3 separate regions of the Homo sapiens genome follow, and all the other regions are linked to region 3. The links are chromatin loops, found by intact Hi-C in ENCODE. Cell type or tissue: endothelial cell of umbilical vein. All regions are shown on one strand.

Evidence for each region. Peaks named below come from ENCODE experiments on the same cell type or tissue, not always from the same donor. Only the 100,000 strongest peaks of a DNase experiment are listed, where the experiment ranks them.
Region 1: a loop joins it to region 3, with 2.4 times the contacts of the local background. A loop is called at or near these places in 7 of 110 quality-filtered maps.
Region 2: it touches region 3 in a loop (5-fold over the local background); 4 of 110 quality-filtered maps call a loop at or near these places.

Annotation. Positions count from the first base shown.
Region 1 is chr2:177,613,907-177,621,906 of GRCh38, reverse strand. IFT70A (intraflagellar transport 70A) reads left to right here and starts at 3,165. Exons shown (of 1, transcript NM_152275.4): 1 at 3,165-8,000. The coding sequence starts at 3,206. The coding sequence ends at 5,203. IFT70A-AS1 (IFT70A antisense RNA 1) reads right to left here. Exons shown (of 3, transcript NR_198966.1): 2 at 4,387-4,606; 3 at 2,669-3,619. RefSeq lists an enhancer at 2,863-3,092. In endothelial cell of umbilical vein, no CTCF peak of the experiment used is centred here; a DNase peak (open chromatin) is centred at 3,036; H3K4me3 peaks cover 1,246 bases; H3K27ac peaks cover 1,196 bases.
Region 2 is chr2:177,601,307-177,609,306 of GRCh38, reverse strand. IFT70A-AS1 (IFT70A antisense RNA 1) reads right to left here and starts at 6,247. Exons shown (of 3, transcript NR_198966.1): 1 at 6,134-6,247. It overlaps LOC124906098 (a long non-coding RNA gene), which reads left to right and starts at 4,630. Exons shown (of 3, transcript XR_007087317.1): 1 at 4,630-4,909; 2 at 5,401-5,564. In endothelial cell of umbilical vein, a CTCF peak has its summit at 4,670 (motif pointing right); a DNase peak (open chromatin) is centred at 4,756.
Region 3 is chr2:177,755,141-177,763,140 of GRCh38, reverse strand. The region is part of intron 10 of PDE11A (phosphodiesterase 11A); the gene reads left to right. Among named protein-coding and RNA genes, the nearest start is that of PDE11A-AS1, 86 kb to the right of the region's middle. In endothelial cell of umbilical vein, a CTCF peak has its summit at 4,102; a DNase peak (open chromatin) is centred at 4,130; H3K27ac peaks cover 332 bases.

The sequences.
Region 1 (8,000 bases), 140 kb after region 3:
TACCTGCCAACTAGTTTTAAAAGAGAATGCCAAATAGATTGTACATACAAATAGAATATGGGACTTGATCATGGCATATTTTGGCAGGCAGAACATAAGTATGCTAAGAACCAAGCATCATGCTTTTTGTTCCTATCTATTTCGCCTAAATGAAACTCTTCTACGTGATAAACATGTCTCCCTTTGTGTAGCAAAATCCACCCTGAGTCCAACTCAAATTTCATCAAACTACAATTCCTTTCTACAAGTCACCAAATCACTTTATTGCAACCACCAAATGCTTTCCTATTAATTGAAATGGTATGATACACTTACTTTTTGATATATCCTCCAGGTTTTCAAGATCCTATTGCAAACAAAATGATGCTTTATGACACTTTATAATATTCCACCCTATTTCATTCTTTCCATAATTTCTATCATTAAACAGCCTTCTCTCACCACCACGCCCAACAAAACTAATCTATTCCCCAACTGCCTATCAGAGACCAGATAAAAGTCAGTCTATCACAGCAGCAGTGATGGTCATGCCAATTTCACAGTGTGATTTGTGCACTCATTTCATTTTGAAAATGACCCTGCCCTCCATCTGTCTAAGCAGAATGTCCTGCTCTTTTCAAGCCAGGCCTCTGGAGCAGCATCACATGAAATAAGGAGGAAGAGACACAGAACGGCCTCCCTCCTGCCCACTTCAGCCACCATGCTCACAGGTACCCACACAAAGAGGAGAACCCCAACTGAATCCTGGTAGGGATCCCAGAAATTTGGAGGAGAATATAGTCCTTTTATTTTCATACATTTTCAAGAAGCCATTTGAAGATGATGTAAATACAACTCTGCAAAACAGAGAGAAAGACTAATGAAGGGCAATTTCCCATTCCCATGTTGTCATCTCACCTTAATTTAATAGCAAATTACCTAAGGTAACAGTACATATATAAGAATTTTAAAATACTGAGCCTTGCGAGGCACAGTGGCTCACACCTGTAATCCCAGCACTTTGGAAGGCCAAAGTGGGAGGGTTGCTTGAGGCCAGGAGTTCGAGATGAGCCTGGGCAACATGGTGAGACCCTATCTCCATTAAAACATTTTTTAAAAAAGATTAGCCAGGCATGGTTGTGCACCTGTAGTCCCAGCTACTCAGGAGGCTGAAGCATGAGGATCACTTAAGCCCAGGAGTTCAAGGCTGCAGTGAACTATGATCATGCCACTGCATGTCAGCCTGAGCAACAGAACAAAGCCCTGTCTCTAAAAAATAAATAAATAAAATACTGAGCCTAAATTCCCAAGGGAGAACCATCAGGCAGCCTGCTGTAAAGAAGTCGATGCACCCCTTCCCCCAATTTATTACTGAGCAGTATCCTCTACCCATGTACCTCCTTGGGCTTAAGACTCTAAAAGGGTGCACCAAGAGATCAGATTGAAAGAAGCCTCAGAATAGAGTTATAGTAATATTCCACAGTTGCTTTCTGTGGGGTCTTAGGTGAGCCAAAGTCCCATTCAATCCTGAAATGGGTGCAGTTTCCCTTTCTTGGAATTGATGCACTGGGAAGCTCCTTGTCTAGTTCCAGCCAAAAAGACCCAACTCTGCCAATTCCTGGCAAGGGAGAAGACTGAGTAAGTACATAAAGTCAGTCATATGATGATATGAGCAATCACACACCTACTAAAAATCTCCTTCCAGTGATACTGGGTAAATACGAACTACACAACTCCAGTAGTCACATCTGCTCACAGCTGGAATCAAGGCCTAGAAGTTCAAAGTTTACTAACTACACAAAGTTAGTTCATTGTTTTAATGGAGAAACAAAGACAATAATATTCCTTATACACACTTAGCACCAAACAATGGGCCCTTACAAACTCACGTACATGAGATACATGGATTGGGTTATTCATCAGTCACTATTTCCTATTGAAATTGGTTATTGGATATCATGGTTCAGCCCCTACCTACCTAGATGTGGCTTTAAACAAACTATTAATTTAATAGTTTGATTTAATTAATGTAATACTTAAATCTTTAAACCTTTCTAGCCCACAGACTTCTTAAACTACAATATGCAGAATGCAGGCTGCTTATTCAAATTAGAAATACTATATGTAAACAGTCTCTAATAGAGGTGCTATATGATATGGTTGACATCGTTATCAACCGTATGATAGCTGTGAAGTTTATATACAGAAAAGATTTATGGGCAGTAACACTATTATGGATGCATACAAAGGATTTGCAGTAATTATGTAGCAAACAACACACTTTTACTTGGATTAGGTTTATATTAGGTGCTAGAGAGACCAATGGATATCATGGGAGATGACAAAAGATACTGATTTCTTATTGGCAGAGACAGTTGGAGGACCACAGCAATGGATACAACCAAGTGTAAACGCCAACATATACTCAGTAATTTTTTTTTTGTCATGGAAAAGGAGAGATACTGCGATCAAAAACAGATCCTCTCCCAGTACCAATTAAGATTCACAGCACTTTTTCCTTATTAACCTCTGGAAACCACCAAAATAAGAAGGATTTCTGTTTGCTGCTGTATTCTGTTCTTACAAACTGTGCCCTCGGGGTAGCATAAGAACCTGCTCTAATTCCAAGGGAATTCAAGGAGTTAACTCCCTTTTGCCATCCCGCTCCTTTTATTAAAAGGTCCTTTTATTGTACTGACGATCTCTACTTTATTAAAAGTAAGCCAAACGCCAGCATTAGTATAGACCACACCAATGCACAAGGCTCAAAATCGCCAGAACATGGTGCCGGAAATCTTCCTCCGATTCGCTAGAGACCGAGGTGGCACAACAGACACAGAGAGTGCCCCTCATCTTTAGGGGGCAGGGAAGGCGAGTGACCGTGCGTCCACACGGGCCGCGAGTCGGGTCGGTGCAACAGGGACTACGCCTCCCAGCATGCAGTGCGGCCACGCCTGCGCAGCGGCGCCACAGGAACGATGCATGCCGGGACCGGGAAGATTCAGTCTCTGAACGGCCCGGAGTAGTCGTCTTTCCCCTTCTGACTGCCGCCACGCTGCAGTCCAGAATATTTGAAGATCAAACCGAACTTGAGAGACTAACGAGAACGGTCCCTTTTTATTCCTAACAGATTCCTTCCGTGGCAAAGTAACCCGTCGTCTTCCGTTTCCGGTTGCCCGGTTGCCCTGTTGCCGTGGTAACCGCACGCATAACAGCCGTGGTGGTTATGGCTGGTCTGAGCGGCGCGCAGATCCCCGACGGGGAGTTTACCGCGCTAGTGTACCGGCTCATCCGCGATGCCCGCTACGCCGAGGCGGTGCAGCTGCTGGGCCGAGAACTGCAGCGGAGCCCCAGGAGCCGTGCCGGCCTGTCGCTGCTAGGCTACTGCTACTACCGCCTGCAGGAGTTCGCGCTGGCGGCCGAGTGCTATGAGCAGCTGGGCCAGCTGCACCCGGAACTGGAGCAGTACCGCCTGTACCAGGCCCAGGCCCTGTACAAGGCCTGCCTTTATCCGGAGGCCACTCGGGTCGCCTTCCTTCTCCTGGATAACCCCGCCTACCACAGCCGGGTCCTCCGCCTGCAAGCTGCCATCAAGTATAGCGAGGGCGATCTGCCAGGGTCCAGGAGCCTGGTGGAGCAGCTGCTGAGTGGGGAAGGGGGAGAAGAAAGTGGAGGCGACAATGAGACCGATGGCCAGGTCAACCTGGGTTGTTTGCTCTACAAGGAGGGACAGTATGAAGCTGCATGCTCCAAGTTTTCTGCCACACTGCAGGCCTCGGGCTACCAGCCTGACCTTTCCTACAACCTGGCTTTGGCCTATTACAGCAGCCGACAGTATGCCTCAGCACTGAAGCATATCGCTGAGATTATTGAGCGTGGCATCCGCCAGCATCCTGAGCTAGGTGTGGGCATGACCACCGAGGGCTTTGATGTTCGCAGTGTTGGCAACACCTTAGTTCTCCATCAGACTGCTCTGGTGGAAGCCTTCAACCTTAAGGCAGCCATAGAATACCAACTGAGAAACTATGAGGTAGCTCAAGAAACCCTCACCGACATGCCACCCAGGGCAGAGGAAGAGTTGGACCCTGTGACCCTGCACAACCAGGCACTAATGAACATGGATGCCAGGCCTACAGAAGGGTTTGAAAAGCTACAGTTTTTGCTCCAACAGAATCCCTTTCCTCCAGAGACTTTTGGCAACCTGTTGCTGCTCTACTGTAAATATGAGTATTTTGACCTGGCAGCAGATGTCCTGGCAGAAAATGCCCATTTGACGTATAAGTTCCTCACACCCTATCTCTATGACTTCTTAGATGCCCTGATCACTTGCCAGACAGCTCCTGAAGAGGCTTTCATTAAGCTTGATGGGCTAGCAGGGATGCTGACTGAGCAGCTTCGGAGACTCACCAAGCAAGTACAGGAAGCAAGACACAACAGAGATGATGAAGCTATCAAAAAGGCAGTGAATGAATATGATGAAACCATGGAGAAATACATTCCTGTGTTGATGGCTCAGGCAAAAATCTACTGGAATCTTGAAAATTATCCAATGGTGGAAAAGGTCTTCCGCAAATCTGTGGAATTCTGTAACGACCATGATGTGTGGAAGTTGAATGTGGCTCATGTTCTGTTCATGCAGGAAAACAAATACAAAGAAGCCATTGGTTTCTATGAACCCATAGTCAAGAAGCATTATGATAACATCCTGAATGTCAGTGCTATTGTACTGGCTAATCTCTGTGTTTCCTATATTATGACAAGTCAAAATGAAGAAGCAGAGGAGTTGATGAGGAAGATTGAAAAGGAGGAAGAGCAGCTCTCTTATGATGACCCAAATCGGAAAATGTACCATCTCTGCATTGTGAATTTGGTGATAGGAACTCTTTATTGTGCCAAAGGAAACTATGAGTTTGGTATTTCTCGAGTTATCAAAAGCTTGGAGCCTTATAATAAAAAGCTGGGAACAGATACCTGGTATTATGCCAAAAGATGCTTCCTGTCCTTGTTAGAAAACATGTCAAAACACATGATAGTCATTCATGACAGTGTTATTCAAGAATGTGTCCAGTTTTTAGGACACTGTGAACTTTATGGCACAAACATACCTGCTGTTATTGAACAACCCCTCGAAGAAGAAAGAATGCATGTTGGGAAGAATACAGTCACAGATGAGTCCAGACAATTGAAAGCTTTGATTTATGAGATTATAGGATGGAATAAGTAGTTATGACTGATAGTGGCTTTTTTCAAAATGGCTTTCTTACGTACCACACTTTTTTTTATCTGTATTTAGCCTTGGCATCTTTATATTTGTCTTATTTTGAATCTTATCCACTTTGTAAGAACAAGTTTATGTTTGAGCAACTTTTTCATTTAATCCAGAAGGGTAGGGACTATGCAGTGTAAGCTGCATCACTTCTGCTTTCTTCCTACTAGTGACAATCATCTGGTCTTGCCCTCAAGCAACAATTGCTAGAGTAACATCTTTGTATAAGCAAGTAACCCCAGATAGAGTTGACGTTTCAGCTTTGGGCTGTCAAAAGGGTATGTCATGGACCAAAGCACTGTTAGTACGGGTATGTTTGCATTTGGTCACTGATATGTAAATGACTGCTAGCCCACGGCTGGACCACTTCTCAATCAGCAAATAAAGCCATGTCTATTTTGCTATCTCAGCATAGACTATGCTGTCTGATAAATCTAATTCTTAACTCTATTTCTCCAGTTTTTTAGTCCTTTAACTTTCTGGATTGCAACGAAGTCTAGTTTAGACCTCTAAGCCCTTTTAGAAGTACAAGTATAATGGGAATTTCTTTTCTTGGTTCTTTTCAGGTTATGAGGTTTGGTCAGTGACAAAATTTTTTTTCATAATTTGGTTGATTGGTTGCTTCTTAAGTTTTATAATAAACGTTTTTCTTCATGTTCTATTTTTGATTTTACAGAAATGATTTTGCCTCCTTGTGGATACTGACATATATTAAGTGTGGAAGCTTATTAATATTTTTGGTTTTTTAAAAACTGAAATTTTTAATTTTTACTTTTTAATTTTTTAGGAAAAAATAAGCACTGAACTGAGAATGAGAAGAATAAAAGTATGAGTTCCATACCTTCTAATTTTAGGCTGTCAGAAATTCCTTTATTCTTTGGGATTTCACAATCATTTGAACTATCAGAAGCCTTTACAATTACTTTTAGCTGTAACATCCGATTCTGTATAAGCCACATAGAAAAAAGTTGCCTTTCTTTTTTTATGACCTGGATATATAAGCAAATCAGCTAGGAAATATATAATTGTATTTTATATTAATGTTTTCTAGGATTTTGGCTTACAGTAAATGTTAACCCCTATGGTAAGTGATTGTTATTGTTGGATGTTATACTGATTATTAATAAGAAATTTGGATTTTTGCCTTTTTACCTGGAATTTTTGCTTACAGCCGTAGCTATGAATATATATAGGGTGGTCCCCAGTCTCTGTTATGGTTGCGCATAAATTAATAATTTTATAAGTATTTAGAAATGGTATAATTCTCTTAACTTCCTCTTTCAGTTTTTGTACTAATGTTTGTTTTTGTTCGGGAAGAGGAGATTTGCTTTTAATCCTTCCAAAAAATGATGAACCACCGTTCCATTCAGTAGTTTGACAAGCTGTTATAATGTGTATTTTTTCCTCAATTATTCTTGAAATATTTAGAGCCTCTCCTGCTTCTAACATGAAGGCCTTTAGATGCCAGTCTGCCAGAAATCTGGAAACAGAGGAACCGGTGAAGTGAAGATGTAATGGAGATTTAGCTAATGATGTACTTCACAATCCACCTTGGATCTCCTGCATGTCCAAATCTCAGTAGTTAATCAAGTGTCTGCTGCCATTAACAGAACAGAAGTAATGGATAACAGAATGGAAATAAGAGATGCCAGAACTACTTCCATAACTAACTCACCAAATCAAATCATCAGTCCTCATATTCTTGTTTTATTTAATACAAGGAGAAGAGGCCATGCACTTTCCAAAAGGTCAAAGCCACATAGAATAGGAAGGCAATCTCTAGTTTAAAGCTTTCTCTTGGAGTGTTTTCTCCCCCTGTCTTCAAAGGGTCTACTTGAGAGATAGTGGTGTTTACTGCTGCAGCATGTATCACAAGATAAGAAATGAAAAATCAATCTTTCTTACCACCCTGTTCTCTTTCCCTTTTTTATCTTTTCCCTTTTGTCAATTATAGAATTATAGGGACATTTTTCTCTGATAGCTGGAAGTTGAACCTCAACCAGGTATAAAAGATGCATAACAACCTTTTAGCAGTAAGTGTCAAGTGAGTGAGCACTATGATTATCAAGGTGACTTTGGAAACCTTTTAAAAATGCATTTTTGCAAAACAAGATAACATATATTGATAAAAAGTGACTCTCAGATTGGTAATGCCAGAAAAAATTTTAAGAGGACTCACCAAAAGTACTAGATCTATGTAAGTTGTAGAATAGAGTGAAGTTTTTTTATATATTTGTGGTAGCCTCCATCTTTTAAACTTTTTGAACTCAGTAGAAAAACAGACTGAAATTTTAAAGACATGCAGTATTTGTATCATTTTAAATTCTGTAACACTGGGAATTAAATATACTCAACTTTAGAGGACACTTGCCTTACTGTAATCTATAATCATTTTATATTGAAAAATAGGGCCAGACATTAGCCAAACGGTAATTAATTTACTAGCCATAGGTATAGTGTTTAATATTCTCTTGGGGAGTGAGTCTTTACTAAGTGATTACTCTATACTTGATACCACTATTAATTGAGGTTCTTTTGGTTGTTTAATTAAATCAGCTCCTTTGGATTTGGGCCAAGATTGATCCACCACATACTGAAATCCGTTCTACAACATCATAATGTGTATTTACTAGAAAAGGACTTGCTTCATAAGGAAAAATTATTAGAATATAGAGACTTATAAGTACATTTCTAGTGTGAAAAATAAGCATTTGTTAGTTTAAGTGAGACCTGCCAATAACTTGATTGCAAATAT
Region 2 (8,000 bases), 150 kb after region 3:
GCAGGCGTCTAACATGGCAGGAGCAGGACCAAGAGAGAGCATGAGGGCGGAGGTGCTACACACTTTTAGTCAACCAGATCTTGTGAGAACTCACCATCATGAGAACAGCACCAAAGGGATGGTGCCAACCATTCATGAAGCATCTACCCCCATGATCCAATCACTTTCCACCAGGTTCCACCTCCAACTCTGAGGATTACAATTGAACATGAGATTTGGGTGGGGACACAGATACAAACCATGGGGACACAGATACAAACCATATCACATGCACCAGGCTGCATCCCAAAACAACTAAAGAATTTCTGAGGGTGGAACCCAGGTATCTGTATTTTCCTGAGCTTTCAAAATGCAGCCAAGGTTGAGAACCGCTGGTCTAATTGATCACTATAATTTCCCTTTCCATGATTAATTTAGGAAAAGGCATGTGACCCAATCCTTACCAAGACACAGGAAGTCTCCTGGAAGGCTGCTGGGAAAGCTTTCTTTACCCCTTTGGAAAAAAAAAAAAAAAGGACATAAGAAAAAGTCTCTCTTCATCAAGCATTGTTGATCTGAATCTGGTGCCACCAGTTTGTGACCTTGATGGAGGGTCGTGGTGACTTTGGGTGAAGGTGACTTTGAAGATATCTTAAGAAACAGAAAGAATTTGAGTCCTTGATGATCCTGGAGCCTGACCCACCTCTGAGTCTTCAGTAGAATGGAAATAATATCTTATTGTTTGAACTTGTTTGAGCCATATTTTTCTGCTTCTTGTCTCTAAAAGCACCCAGAAAACACCATTGAAAAAGATTTTCTCTTTGACAGAACTCTACTCAGGCTCCCCTGAACTTTTCAAGTAGGCCTTGACTTTTGGACTTCCGTATTTGTCCCTACACTGTCCAGTTTTTTTTTTGTTGTTGTTGTTTTGTTTTTTTGAGACGGAGTCTCGGTCACCCAGGCTGGAGTGCAGTGGCGTGATCTCGGCTCACTGCAAGCCCCGCTTCCCAGATTCATGCCATTCTCCTGCCTCAGCCTCCTGAGTAGCTGGGACTACAGGTGCCCACCACCACACCCGGCTAATTTTTTGTATTTTTAGTAGAGACGGGGTTTCACCGTGTTAGCCAGGATGGTCTCAATCTCCTGACCTCATGATCCACCTGCCTCAGCCTCCCAAACTGCTGGGATTACAGGCGTGAGCCACCGTGCCCGGCCTGCACTGTCCAATTTTAACAAGAATCCTTGGCTTAGTAGACTCCCTCTTCCTTCATATCTGATTACCCTCCAGATGTTACTGGGTCTCTTATTCTCCACCATTCCTCAGGTATGTCTGATCACCCCAGCCTGCTTTCAGCAAGAATCCTATTATGTCAGTCTGGCCAGAATCCCCACTTAGCCCTAATGTCTGCTCTTAGTACTTTTCCATCCATTGATCCCCACCCTGCTCCTTGGCTATAAATTCCCACTTGCCCATGCTATATGTGGAGTTAAGCCCAATCACTCTTCCCTACCGCAAAATCGCATTGCAGTGGTCCTGTATACCTATGGAGGTAGTTCCCACATACACACCTTAAATAAAGGATGCCTCATCATCTAAAGTGTCATTGAATTTCTTTTGGCATCACATATACGCCATACATTTTGACTATTGTTCATAGGGTGATGAATCTTTATGCGTATTCCCAAACACTCTGGGAGTATGTCTTCCTTGAGACCCAGCGTCACTCCTCAAGTTCAGGTGAGTAGGACAAAATTAACTGACCTTTGTAAAGATGTTACCCAAAACCTTGACTTCATTAGCATTAACTGCTCATCAAGTCTTTTGAAATTGCAACAGCTACTCATAAAATTGGATATGAATTCACTGGAAGAGCATTCACTTATGTAGAGTTAAATAGAGAGTTAAATTGTTCCACCCAAAGAACTAAGTCTAAACCTTGCTTACTGCTTCTTGGCAAAAACACAAGGTAAATACCAATGCATACAGCAAGTCACAGAAAACATATTCCCCAGTTTTAGAATTTCCTCCACATTCACAAAGGTGATTTCAGTAAAATCTCAGTAACGATGAAAGAATGAAAACAACAGCAGGATTTAGCGTTGAAGTGAGACAACCTAATCTATTCTCTGGTGAGAAATGCTAATCTATGTACAGCACTATTGCAGTCTTGGCCCTTTCCAGCTATAAATCTGGTTAAGGGAAAAGCTTCATAAAAAGTAAATACTTTAGGTCTTCCTGATAATCCCCCTCAGCATTGCATTCCACTTATCAGGCCCAACTTAATTCTGAGTTGTTGGCTTATTTCGGTTCTCTAAAAGAAGGACGCTAGAAATTAAAATTCAAACCGGATGGTCCACATCACATCAGGGGATTGGGACAGTTGATTTACTCCTATAATCTCTTTAAACATCTACCAGGAGAGGTTCTAAGGCAGAATTTATTGCCTCCTCCTGCCATCTTTGGGCCTACAAAAAACGAAGCAAAATCCTTCTATGAAATCTGAAACTCCAGTCACTGATTTCCTGGCTGATGTCATTTCCAAAGCACGATGTAGCCCTGTGATAGTCACAGCGGTAATCTGCCTCTCTATGGGGTTTCCATCTGTTTGCCATCAGAAAGAACCTCTTTGGGAAGCCACGGTAAATGCAGAGAACCCATTCCTCCACATGGGTCCCAGAGTCTTGTATTAGCTTTTCAGTCTTCAGGATCAGCTGCTGTTAGAATTGAATATGCTTAAATTTCTGCTGTAACTTTCATTTTCATCCATGTTTGGTTTATCATGGGCTACTTGGTAAAAATCTTCCATATGATTCTGAAACTCTTATGCAAATGTTACCAAAATGAAAATTTAGCCGCTGCAGTTCTTTCCTTTGGGAGAAGAGTTTTCTATATAACTTTAGGTAATGCACTTCTTAATATAAAATGGATTGTACTTGAAGCAAATCTTTCTGAGCTCTTTAGGTCCAAAGTTGCTTAAAAGTGTAATATTTTGTGTTGAAAGGCTGTTTATTCACTTCTTTTTAAAATTAAAATTTAAATTTTACAGATGGGGTCTCACTATGTTGTTCAGGCTGGTCTTGAATTCCTGGCCTCAAGTGAGGCTCCCATCTTGACCTCTCTAAGTGCTGAAATTACAAGCATGTGCCACCATGCCTAACCTAGGTTATTTACTTCTTATTAAGTGTTAACAGAGATGATATAATAGGTTAGAGCCAAGAAAACAGATTACAATGACAAGACGTTTCAAAAGTGATCTTTTGTGGGTCAGCTTCAATACAGATAATTCACTGTAAATAATTGGGGGTTCACAGCAGTATCAAGTTATAACTAACTGGGAATTGTATTGATCCAGCCATAAATGCATAATGGTCGCTTTTTTTACTGAAGAAACAGAGCATGAATTAATTCCACAGGAATGTTTAATAAAGGAAACGATTTCATGAAGATCAGCCTTTTTCTCATCTCCATTCTTCCCTGCAAGTACTTCAGCCTTCACAGTGCCCAAACAAAAACAGACTCTATTCTGTTCCTCAAGGAATAATTTATTAAACATGTTTTTGTACATTGGTCTTTCTGTGTTTATGTGCCATTTCCTCAGAGAAGGCTGACTATGAGGATGAAATAGAAATAACATCACTGTTCAATATTCTTCAAGCCCCAATTCCTAGGAGATGACAAGGATGCAAAGGTCTTTTTATTCATCCTGTCAAATGCCAGTTTGTTTCAATGTGGTTTCCCTGAGTTCAGTGTCAAATGAGGCACAGTCCCCAGTGGGCAGTAGAGAAAGACGTTTTCCTCACCACACTGGAGAAAAGAAATATGAATACTAAACCAAATGACTGTCAAAGGATGGAAAAGAGATGAAGAAAGGCCTCAAGGAAGAGGATAAGGCAGAAGGGCAAGACCAGATGAAGAAAGGCAATCAACAACTTGCCTTTAAAGGAATGATGAAATTATGACTACCGTATTTACATGACTTAAACATGAGGTGCTACCTCAGTGTTTTGTAAAGCATGTTACACGCATGCAATAATTAATGGAGAAGAATTTGGCACACAGATGAACATTTTTCAAGAGCCATGTATTTATTTTATCGTGTGTATGGTTTATGTACCCATTCACACACATACGCAAACACATATATACCTAACACATCAAACCTGAAATTTCATGGATTCTATTGCTTAGGATGAAGCTAAAATAAAAATGGTTTTATTGAAGGAAAAATATTAAATAATACACATAGTACTAGGCTATGGCAAGAAGCATGACAGTGATAGTTGAATGACTGAAGTTTAAGAAATCTTGGTAAAGGCAAATGAAAGAGTTTCATGAGAGAGTGTGGGGAGAATCCTACTCTCCGCTGATCAAAAGTGTGATTTTTATTTACATTGATTCACTATTTTCAAAAAGCTAGCTTTATATTTTTAGTCAGATATTTTCACCACCTATGGTGAAAATTTCCTTGGGAGAATGCTGCCTAACAAATGTATTGGAAAACAACTGTAAACTTTCTAGAGCTGTATTTGCTTGTCTGAAGAGTTGAAACTTTATAAACTATGTTTTTTGTTGTTGTTTTCACATTTCCTTACCACTCTAATCTGTTCTGATATTAGGATTTTTCCCCCATTTCTCACAAACCTAACAAGTTCTGACTTTTTGGTGGATGACAAATCCTACCAGTAGAGGGGGCCTTATTCTGCTTGGAAAGTCCTCTAAGCTCAAGGATCTTTGCAGGAAACAGGATCACCCCTCCATTTGTTTGCTGACCACCACCTCCTTTTACTCTGACTTAGTCATTTTACAGTGTCAGCACCAGCCTGTGGATCTGTCTGACAGCGGATGTATTGTCACAGTGCAGTCTGAGATCCAGCCTTCAGCTTTTGTAAGAATCCAGTTAGCCACTGCACAAAACATCTTGTTAAAATCGTGAGTGTTCTGATCATTACCACATTTTTCATTATGTGTGTGGTAATCCTGGGCTGACTAGGCTGGGATCCAATTGTGTTCATTTTGAGTTGGATTCAAAGTTTTAGAGTTGGAAAGATTTTTGAAAGCATCTGTTCCAACTCTCTCATTCCACAAAGTATAGACACTCAAAGAACTTATGTCCCACAGAAACTTACTAGTGTGGAAATAGGATTATTCAGCTTATGTGAAAAAGTCCTTCACAGCCCACTTTAGTCCTGACTGCATCTAGGGGCTGTGCAACTTTGGGCAGGTCATTTAACCTCTGAGACTCCGTTTTCTTTTCTATAAAATAGGTAACCATTAAAATCACTTCAGTTCTATTCTATTGGGATCACTGCCACTAAGCATTTAGAGGCAGATGGAGTGCTAAGGTTGTAGAATTATGAATGATTTGTCTTTTACTGAAAAAAGTTTATAACTGTTGCATAATCTTTATCTTCTATTTGCAGGCAATTCTAAGGCCTCTTCTTGGCTTTATTGTTCCTTTCTGTTCTTTAAATTTGTAAATGATTTTTAACTTTATGAGCATAGAAGGCATTAAAATTCGACTATACCGGAACAAAAATTTATAATTCCAGCATGAATGCAACGATCAAAACGTTAATCCAGGACGGTAAGAGAATGTGGAAAAGTGAAAACAGTTGGCATATTAAGGTTGTAACAGTGTGAATGATTTGTCTTTTTTTAAAAAAAAGTTTATAATTGCAAAATAAACATAATTCAGAAGGATGAAAAAGTCCATGTAAAAAGCAATGCAGAGGTGAAGGATCCGCAGTCAGCCAGAGATTTTAGGGGGTGAAGCCAGAGCAATCAGCAGACCCGTGAGCGCCAGCACTTCCCACCAGACCCCACTCCTGGTGTGTGCCTCAGCCTTGCAATAAAGCTTCCCCTTCTTCAGGATATTGAATTGGGGTTCAGAGAAAGCCAGACATCATGTAATCAGTTTGAAATTACAGCGTATATCTAATAAAAGCCCACAAAACTTGCCAAAAAATTTTTTTTCCCTGAATCTCTTAAAGAGCAATGTGTTTGCTAAGAAAGGGGGACATGGGAAAGAAATCATGTATAAGAGAAACCTTTTCACAGAACCAACACAACTTCAGACCCGACACACATACTGGCAGATAGCTTAAAATAGGAACCCCGTCACCTTAGAAGGAGACAGAGAATCACAGTCTTCACCTTAGAGTGAGGAGAGCCCTGTTCAGCCTGGATCCCAGGAAGGTCCACTCCATCTCTTTTCCTTCTGTTGACATAGCTGCTCTGTGGAGAGGACAAAGGTCTTTCCTGCTAAGTAAAATCAATGCATTAGAGTGTTTTGATGATATACATTTGGATTGATTCTATTGGAGACACAGGGCTCACTTCATTGGATGTGGGTTCTGTGCAGTCACACAAAGCTTTACACATAGGAGGATCCTCTTCGTGCTTGGTTTAATCTCTGCTGTCACTGTTTTGAAATTCTTAATAATTTGTGAACAAGGGACCTCACATTTACATTTTGCACTGGGCTTTGAAAACTATGTAGCTGGTCTTGGCTGGGCGTTTTTTATGAGGCTGTTCACATTGTTACATAGATTTCTTACATTACTGCTCTATGGTTAACCCTTTCAACATACTTAGCCTGTTGGCCTGCTGTGGGCAACATGTGGCTTGCTGTGAGTTGGGTCTGTGTCTTCCCATGTGTTCTGTAGTGCAGAGTGTGGGTCCCTTCCATGCAGATTAGTCCTTTCACCTCTTGTAAGCTCCAGGTCAGCGCCTGTGTCTTGCACAGACAATCCAGCAGGTTCTTTGTCTCTTCCCCAAATGTCCAGAGCTTCATACTCTTTTTACCACGGGTGCTCTAAGAACACACCACCCTTTTAGAATCAACATTAAAGGTAGTTGAGTTCTTCTGAAAACTTTGCCTGGGTAAAACATTAGTGTAAATCTGTGCTACTTTGAGCATGCCACATTTACCCTCATAGGCCTTGTATGTGGCAAACGACGAAGAGACCTTCAGTGTTGTACTTCCTCTTGCTCAAACATCTGTTGATTTTTAACATTTGATTTTCTGCAGGTCAGGGTCTGCTTTAAGATTTGAAAGTGGCTCCTTTGAATGCGTAAAATACAATTTAACTACAGCTCTGTAGCATTTCTAGAGCCAAAACCCCATGGGCGACACAGCAAGAACTGGCAACCTCCCTACTCTAGCCCCATACACAAAAGGCCCGGAGGAGGATCAGAATGGCCCTTGGGTAACATAGCTCCTTTAATATTCTAGCAATAATTTTCTTCTCCCCTGCTCTCCTCCCAGAGCAGAACAGGAAAGAAACCAAACACTGTCCTATACAAAAATGGGGCCTAATGCCCCAAGGGGGGAAAGGAGGAGAGAGAGAAGAGGAAAGGTACCTTGCAAATTTGGGAAATACTTCTCAATATCAATGTAAACGCTATCATCCCAGAGCCTGGCACAGTGGCTCACGCCTGTAATCTCAGCACTTTGGGAGGCCGAGGTGGGCGGATCACTTGAGGCCAGGAGTTCAAGACCAGCCTGGCCAACATGGTGAAACCCTGTCTCTACTAAAAATACAAAAATTAGTCAGGAGTGGTAGTGGGTGCCTGTAATCCCAGCTACCCAGGAGGCTGAGGCAAAGGAGAATCACTTGAACCTGGGATGCAGAGTTTGCAGTGAGCCGAGATTGTGACCCTGCACTCCAGCCTGGGCGACAGAGCGACACTCTGTCTCAAAATAAATAAATAAGTAATAAACTATATTTTTCCTGAAAATGAATGTGGCCATTGGATGAGACTGGCAGACACAGCATAAGAGGTGAAGGGATGAGCACGCCTATAGCTCACCCTGGTAGAAATATTGAAAAATAAATCTGACCAGTAGACTTCAGACCCACCCTTCTCCATGCAACAAGAAATGCCCCCCGCCCCCCGACCACCACACACCTTATTGTTTCGTGAGGTTTAAATAGGAACAGCCATCACTAACCATTTGGTCGAAGTCCTGGATGGCTTCTGCAGACCAAATGACTAGGGGTGTTTGGGAGTGGAGTTT
Region 3 (8,000 bases):
GCAGCCGAGCCGGGCGGCTTGCACTGCTCAGGACGCATCCATAAATATGCGGAGTGCTTCGCGTTCAAATGTCCGGCTGTCTGTATGAATTGTGTCTTAATCAAATGCCACATCAGAAAAAGGATGGTTGTACTTTGTCACTCTTGAGTATTGAAGATAGTGGCGGAGGGCGGGGGAGTGGGTGCTGAGCATGAGGGGAACCAGATCTGCAAGCCCAGGCTCGTCTTCCCTCCTGCTGAGCTAAGCGGCTAGGTATTGAGGGCCCTTCAAGGACCCGCCTGACCAAAATACATCCTGTGGTGACCCTGACCTCCCCTCACATCAACTTCAGCAGCCACTATTTGTCACTTCTTTCTATTTGAAAACAAAGCGAGGACACTCTCCCCAGAAGATCACTGTGAGCATCTCCTTTCCCTGGGAGGAAGAGCGGGCCTGGAGGATTTTCTCCCACCTTCTCCCTCCCCCATGTTAGCACAGCAGAATTCACTGCATTCCCTAAGTGTCACACGGGAAGGCGCAGGAAGTCTGAACTTGAGGCAGTGAAACAAAGGAGGGCTCATTTTTGTTTCAGAGCGCTAGGAACAAAGCGGCGACAAGTCCTGAAGGTCCAGTGGAGAGCAACAGTGTGGCCCAGTGAGATCCCTGACTCCTGAACTGTGAAGGGAACTGGAGAGGTTAAAGTCATCAGAACCTTCCAGAACACTAGCGCATCTGGGACTGTATCACTTTATCTTCTTTTTAGTTTTCCTCTAATTAGATCCATTGATAACTCTAGCTGTGACGCCAGGAAATGAAGAACACGTAGTCCCTCACTTCAGTGAGAGGGGCTTGGGTTAGCCATCACAATGGGTGGCCTTCCCTCTACTGTTCGTTCAGTGTGCACAGAGCTACGACCTCCTGGCTGTTGGGCTTCTGTAGCCCTCAATCTCCAGTTGCACACTTTGGCTATCATTGTACAGTCATCATGGGGTCCTCATCACTGCCCGCCCCCACATGCAGTCCCGTCCATTCTGCCTTCCAAACATCTCCTGCTCCTGTCCATCCTCACAGCCCTCACTAGTTCAGATCCTCATTCTCCTTCAGGCAGGCCATTATTGTACACTGCTTTCCTAGCTGGGTTCCCGCCTCCTGCTGTTGACCCTATCCGAGATCCATCCTGTGCACAGCTAACAGATGAACAGATGAACTCTTCTGTTGGTGTAGGTTCCAGCTCACAAAGTTTAGTATCTTCTAGAAGCCTCTAGATTCTTTCAATTCGAATTATTTAATTGGACATTAAAAGTATTCCAAACTCTAACTTTCAGCTCACTTTTCCAGCCTGTTTCCCATGCTCCCACTGAGCTATCCTTAACCAAATAGTTCTACTTGGTGTTTTCTGCCCATTCCCTGTCCTTTTATATGTTTGCACCCATCCTTCTCCCTATCTGTATATATAAATCGCTAACAATCTACCTGACCCTTCTCAACTGCCCCTTTCTCCATGAAGTCATTCCTGCTGTCCTTCAGTCAAAAGTGACCTTCTCATTTGCCTTTCTTCCTACCATATTCATCACTTTCTACCTTGCAATATAAATCTTGGTGCACCTGTCTACTCAAATGATTAAAGCAGTTGCATTTTTAGGAGAGAATCCTTGACTTACTCATTTGGTAACCCTTATATCACCTAAAGCCATGCCTTGCACCTGGGTGCTGGAGAAATTTCTACCTTGTGACCAAATTCCTTGAAATGTTCGCCATTTTTATGGCAAAAGAACTTATAATGCTTGGGTGGAATTTTGAAGCAGGGACCTATGACGATGGAAATTTCTGACAATTTCACCCCAATCCTTGCTTTATGCTGTTTGAAACCCCTTGTTTTTATGTTCCTGGTTGTTGTCCTGTGCACCCTAAACTATATGAAAATAAAGGGATTCGTTTTCTTTGTTTAGGATAGGTACTCCTATCCTCTTTGGAGTGTGCTGTAATGATAGTGTCTCTCTTCCCCGCTGGAGGCAAAAGCCCCTTGCCCTTTAACTCTTAGTTGATTCAGCAATCTCTTTACTACTAAATACGTTTCTTCATTCATGTATCCTCCTACCACCACCCTGCTGACTAAATTTTTTTAAACCTATTTTTTTGACCTTCAAAACACCTAATGCTTTGTTATTTGTATTTGTATTTACTATTTTATATAGTTCTATAGTCTGTCTTTCCTGTTTTTGAAATCATGCTCTGGTTTGGCTGTTCTTCCTATTTTTCCTCATTTGGAAATGGATTCATCCAAAATCTTTTAAGTGTTTGTGAATCATAATTCTCTTGGTCTCAAGACACCCTATGAAATAGGAAGTTAGGAGACAATGTCTGGCTGAAGGGTTTTCTGCAGTCTCTGTAGCCAGATCTGCCCTTTTAACAGTCTTTGTAAGACCATGGACACAGTAAGACAAGAGCAAGCAAGTGTATAAAAAGACAAAGTAACCACCAGACCTTTTGGTTAATTTCAATTTCTAGGCTCCAGGTTTCCTCATCTGCAAAACAAAGCCATCTCTAGCTAAAAAATGCTATAATTTTATGAACCTATAAAATTTATCTCTAGGAAGAAAGGGGAAAATAAAACATAAAACAACATAAATGTTGACAAAACATTTAGGGGTTTTTATGATTTTCGCATACTCAAATTTTTTAATTCAAGCTCTGTTCAAGATAGCTCAGCTTGATTTAATTACATATAAGTAATTTCCAAAGCCCCCATGACTATATTATATTTGAAAGGTAATATAATATAATAATACTCATGAGGAAGATGTGTGATTACGTGGGTAAAACAAGAGTCTCAATCTCATCAGTATAAAAACTATACACTAATGCTACCTATAAATGTTTAAATAAGAAAAATGTCTTAAGTACTAAGAAATTGCAGTGTATAAAAACAGGTACATGTCCATTATCTCACTTGAGGCTCACAAAGTCTTGGTGAGGGCAGGGTTAGCATATCTCCATTTTATGTAGAAGGCAACTAAGGATCAAAGAACCAGCAAGAAAAATGGAACCCCTCTGCTTTGGTTTTTCTTCTGCAATGTTTTGTCTGTTCCTGAAGACAATGCTGTTCTTCAAGTGGCGGAGTAGGAAAATGGAAGCAATGTCATGGAGTTTCATTTTTAAGTCATTTCTTTTGATTCAGCTATTATTCTTGAAATCTTGGTGGCATTTTGACATTTTGGGGGTCAAATAAGCATGAATGGTAATGACGTCTGAGAAAGACAGAATTGTTGGCTGAACTCAACATATTGACTTTTAGTAAGACTGTTTATGGTACTCTTTGGGCAATTAATACGTAATGTTGTTTTATTAGAAACTTCTTTTTGTATTGTGGTTGTACTATCCATGTGACTTTTTGCCCTGGGGTTTTAGATTACTTGGGAACCTAAGGAAATTGGAAACAGAAACATTATGGAGACATTGCATCATTCTTAGCAAGAGAGTATATGGTTCATTATTCTGACATCTCGCCTGTCTTCCTTACAGTCTGATTGGCTATCTAGCTGTATCAAAATCTCTTGACATCTGGAAAGCTCAAAGGAAAAAGAGTAGTCCCACTCTATTATCCTGTGCTCTCCAGGCCTGCCAAGTACCTTGTACGAAAGATAACAAGGATATGAGATTGCAAACATCAGTTTCATGATAAAGCACTTGTCAGGTGATAAAGTCTTATGTTTAAGGCATGAGCACTTATGAACTAGAGACTATTTGGGGGAATATGAAGTGAAGAATGTGAGACTGGGCTTGCATTTTTTATAATATTTCCTATAGTGATACTTGATATTGGGAACATCATGGATGGTAATCTGCACATCTGAAATATGATGATTTTAACATAAAACTCTCAAGGTAAATTTTAAAGATTTTTCAGAAATTTTAGCTATTCTGAATTAGCTCCTGATACTGTTTCCATTTGTGTGTGCGTGTGTGTGTGTGTGTGTGTGTGTGTGTGCACGTGCTCCAACTTAACGGGATAGTCATATGATTTGGAGTTTCAACTCTGGCTTTACAAAAGGATCTCATGGCAATTCATTGTCTCCAAAGAGAGAAGCAAATGGAAAATCCCTGAGAAAACAGGGTCTGAGATGAAGCACTTTGGCCACTGGGTGCCATCCTTGCTCCACGTAAGGATTTGCTGAGCCACATTTCTAGGAAAATGGCTAAAACCCCAGAGACAGTAATTTAAAAGTAATATCGAGATATAATAATGTTTGTGTGTACGCATGACCTGGAATATGTTAGTGACATGGACAGCTTATTCATTTGCCCAGGCACGAGGTGGAGGGACTGGGGGACTCTCCCCTTTGGTTTAGCCTTAAGAACAAAGCCTGTGTAAGGCCCTTGTGCTTGCTGTATCCCAGTGAGGCAGCCGGCGGGTGGCCAAGGAGGCACCGTGGAGGTCTGGGGATTGTTGATGAGGTGGTGCAGTAGGCATCTGGAGGTCAGCAGGTCAGATGCTACATTAATTCTTTTTATTGTGGTGTGTAATTGCAGCATGCATGCAGCCAGGAGATTTGAGCCTCGCTGTCTGTGTGCCTGCACTCTATTCCTTCAATGCATTCATTTCCTTGCCAGAGCTGATAGAGCCATCAGGCACTCCTTCTCTTCCTTTTCCCCAGAATACTGCATGTTGGTGAAATGGTAGCTCTGTTGAGGTGCTTTTCGCTTCCCTAGAAGCAATTCATAACGTTCACAAAGACACCACCTTAGCCAGATATCAGAACATCTATAGTCAATACACAACATCTGTGCAGGATTTTTCTGTCTTTGGATTTGATAGCCACAGAGAATGTTCTTTGAATATTCTTTTTTTTTTTTTTTTTTTTTTTGAGACGGAGTCTTGCACTCTCACCCAGGCTGGAGTGCAATGGCGCCATCTCGGCTCACTGCAAGCTCCGCATCCCGGGTTCATGCTATTCTCCTGCCTCAGCCTCCCGAGTAGCTGGGACTACAGGCGCCTGCCACCATGCCTGGCTAATTTTTTTTTTTTTTTAGTAGAGATGGGGTTTCACCGTGTTAGCCAGGATGGTCTCGATCTCCTGACCTTGTGATCCACCCACTTCGGCCTCCGAAAGTGCTGGGATTACAGGATTACAGGAGTGAGCCACCGTGCCTTGCCTCCACAGAGAATATTCTAAGACTGTCATGTAATTCAGGATGATGTTTCCATCCAGGGCCTAAAGCATTTCATTGAGACTAAAAGGAATTAGGCTGTGAACAAGTCAGAATTTTAATAAAAACTGCAAGTCTGTTACAGTCCCACTGTAACAGAAAACTCTAGAATCGTTTCTATAAGACCACATGGTAGAAGGGATCTAAGTTCAAAACAGATTTCACCTCATCCCCCCAGGCTGGGGGCCCCAGCATCTGGCCTCATACTGGCTCTGAAAGCCTTCCCAGAGCAGCATCCACAGGTACTTCTTTACACTCACTATAATCAAATCCACACCCACGAAAGGTGAGAGTCTGAGAAGGGCTGGTAAGAACTTACAGCGAGGCTCTGTTCAACCTATCCAGGGATAAGAGGCTTAAATACTGTTCTGTTGTTAAGCATCTACAAGTGGACGGACTTTAAAATACATTTCCTGGGCTTTCTGTAGGATAACATGATACCAATCATTATACATTTTCAAATATTGCTGTTCACTAAGACAAATGCTATGATAACCACAGCATTTTTGCTGATTCTAAGTGCTTTCATAGCTCTTATTTCATTGAATGTTAACAGCAAGCCTCTGAAGGAGGCATCAGCGGCTCTATCCCATTTAAGGATCAGGCAGCTAAGAGAGATGTTACACTGCCAGTTTGGAGACCTTGGTTCATGCTGCTGAGGCCCTTTTCTTGGGCCCCAGTATATGCTCAGTCTACTCCATGTGACAGTCATCTGGAAAATAAACATTTACTGAACATTTTACCAGCTGCCAGGCCAGTTTTTGGTGCCTTACCTGTATTAATTTATTTAGTCTTCACAAAAACCCTACTATTATTTTTCTTATTTTACAGATGATAAAACTGAGGTACAAAGAGAAACGCCCAGGTAACTACATTGCACACATTAAGAAATTGAGATATGGGTGGGCATGCTGAATTTGTAAGATCCTTTTTGAAATGTCATGGAATGCGTTTTGTTTGAGATTCTTCTCGTCTTGGCTTGACCCTCCTTATCGTCTGATTGTGAGCCCTTGAATAATCTTGGTTTACTTTCTCGATAGATGGGTTCAGGTTTCAACAGACCTTGCTAAGAATGTTTTGGTTTGTTTATGTGTTCGTTTGTTTGTTTTAAGGTTACATAGTTTGAAAAGTAATCCAGCCCCATTGCTTGAGCAGGTATGATTCCTTAGCCTTCAACATTCTAGAATATCAACTTCAAGGGACATGTTTGTGGGCGCTAACAGCACTTATTTTCTCCAAAGGGCAAATTTCAAACAATTCCTGTGCTGAGTGATCCCATTCCTCTTGCTACTAGGTTCATTTTCCTAACACATACTATAATTCACCTCTGGCCTTCCTGGAGATGGAGACGAGTTCTGTGAAAACCAAGCTTTGTGATTTCTGTGGGAACAGGTGGCCGTCCTCAACACTTGGGCTTAAGTTTGTCAAACAACTCCGTAAACCACTGAAGCTGGCTTTTGAGGAAAACCACTTTTTACTCTTCCCCTCACCACCAACAGAAAAGATTTAGAATTCAGAAATGAACGAGAAGAGAGTGAGAGGCTTTCTGTGATGACATTTCTCCAATATGAATTTAAAGGGAATTTCTTTCCCTTTAAAACCATGAAGAAATTTATGCTTCTGCCTGAAATATCTTTTAAACCATCAGTGGTCTTCTTGAAAACAGCTTTACTCCGGTTCTCTGAGGAGTTGTGTGTGAGGGCAAAAGCTGGTTATTTTGATAACCCCTGAAAGACCAGGGGCCCACTATTCTAGTGTTAGCAGTGGCCCTGTCTGACCTGGGGTGCAAACAAGCTTCTCTCCCAACAGGAACTCTTTCTCTTATTGTGTGGTAAATTCATTAGTGGGAAGGCAGGGTTGAAATGGCCCCAAGGTCCCAGATGTAAAATCTCCTTCCTCTATATAGTATGTAAAAGCCCAAAGTCTTCCCAGGAAGTGTTACAAATGAGAGCGTAGTGCACACCAAAAGGAAACCCTGCCCCACAGAATGGGCTCCTGCAAAACCATCTGCTACCCTCAGAGCCACTTGGTGATTCCTGGGGCTGGCTGCTGTGACTCTCCACTAAGCACCCAGGTGGCCCCTTGGGCCAAATATGAAAAGCCTCACATTGCACATGGAGCCCTTGGGTACTCACTGCAGACTGGCTTGCTCTACAAAGGGGTAAAAGTGGCCTCTGGCAGAGCCTGGGTTTCTCATCTTTCAGCAACCCCTTCTAGAAGGGAACTATGGAGTCCCAAGTTCCAGTTTGGAAAATATCAGGGACATTTTCTGATTGGTCCGCTTGGCCCACTTGGTTCCCCTGTCCATCCCTGGACCAGTCAACTGTGATGAGGAGTGTGTGCTTAGGAAAGTGTGTCAGTTGGAAAAATCAAATCCAGGTGGAAACATGGGGTCGCAGCAGAAGGAGGGCCAGTTCTAGAAAGGAAAGAGGTACCTGGTGGATGGTATCATAGCTGTCCTTCACAGTACATGCAGGTAACTTTTGCATGACCCCATGCCCTCTTTTATGGCAGGCAGGCATTTCCTGGGATACAGGCAAGATGCTCACAAGAGCCTCTTCGTAATGTCTAGAAACTGGGTGACACCCACAAGTGATCGCTCTGTCTGCTGAAGTGGTTCCACAAGTGATGTTGGCTATATAGCATTATTGAAAAGAATGTTCTACTATGTCCTTAAAGCATTTCTATTTCCACAACTAAGTAGAATCAGGGGTGACCCCACTGATGCTCACCCTGATTTGGCTCTCAAACTTACCCAAATATTATAAGGCAAATAAATATAACTTCCAGGGACATGCCAATTAAATTGGTCC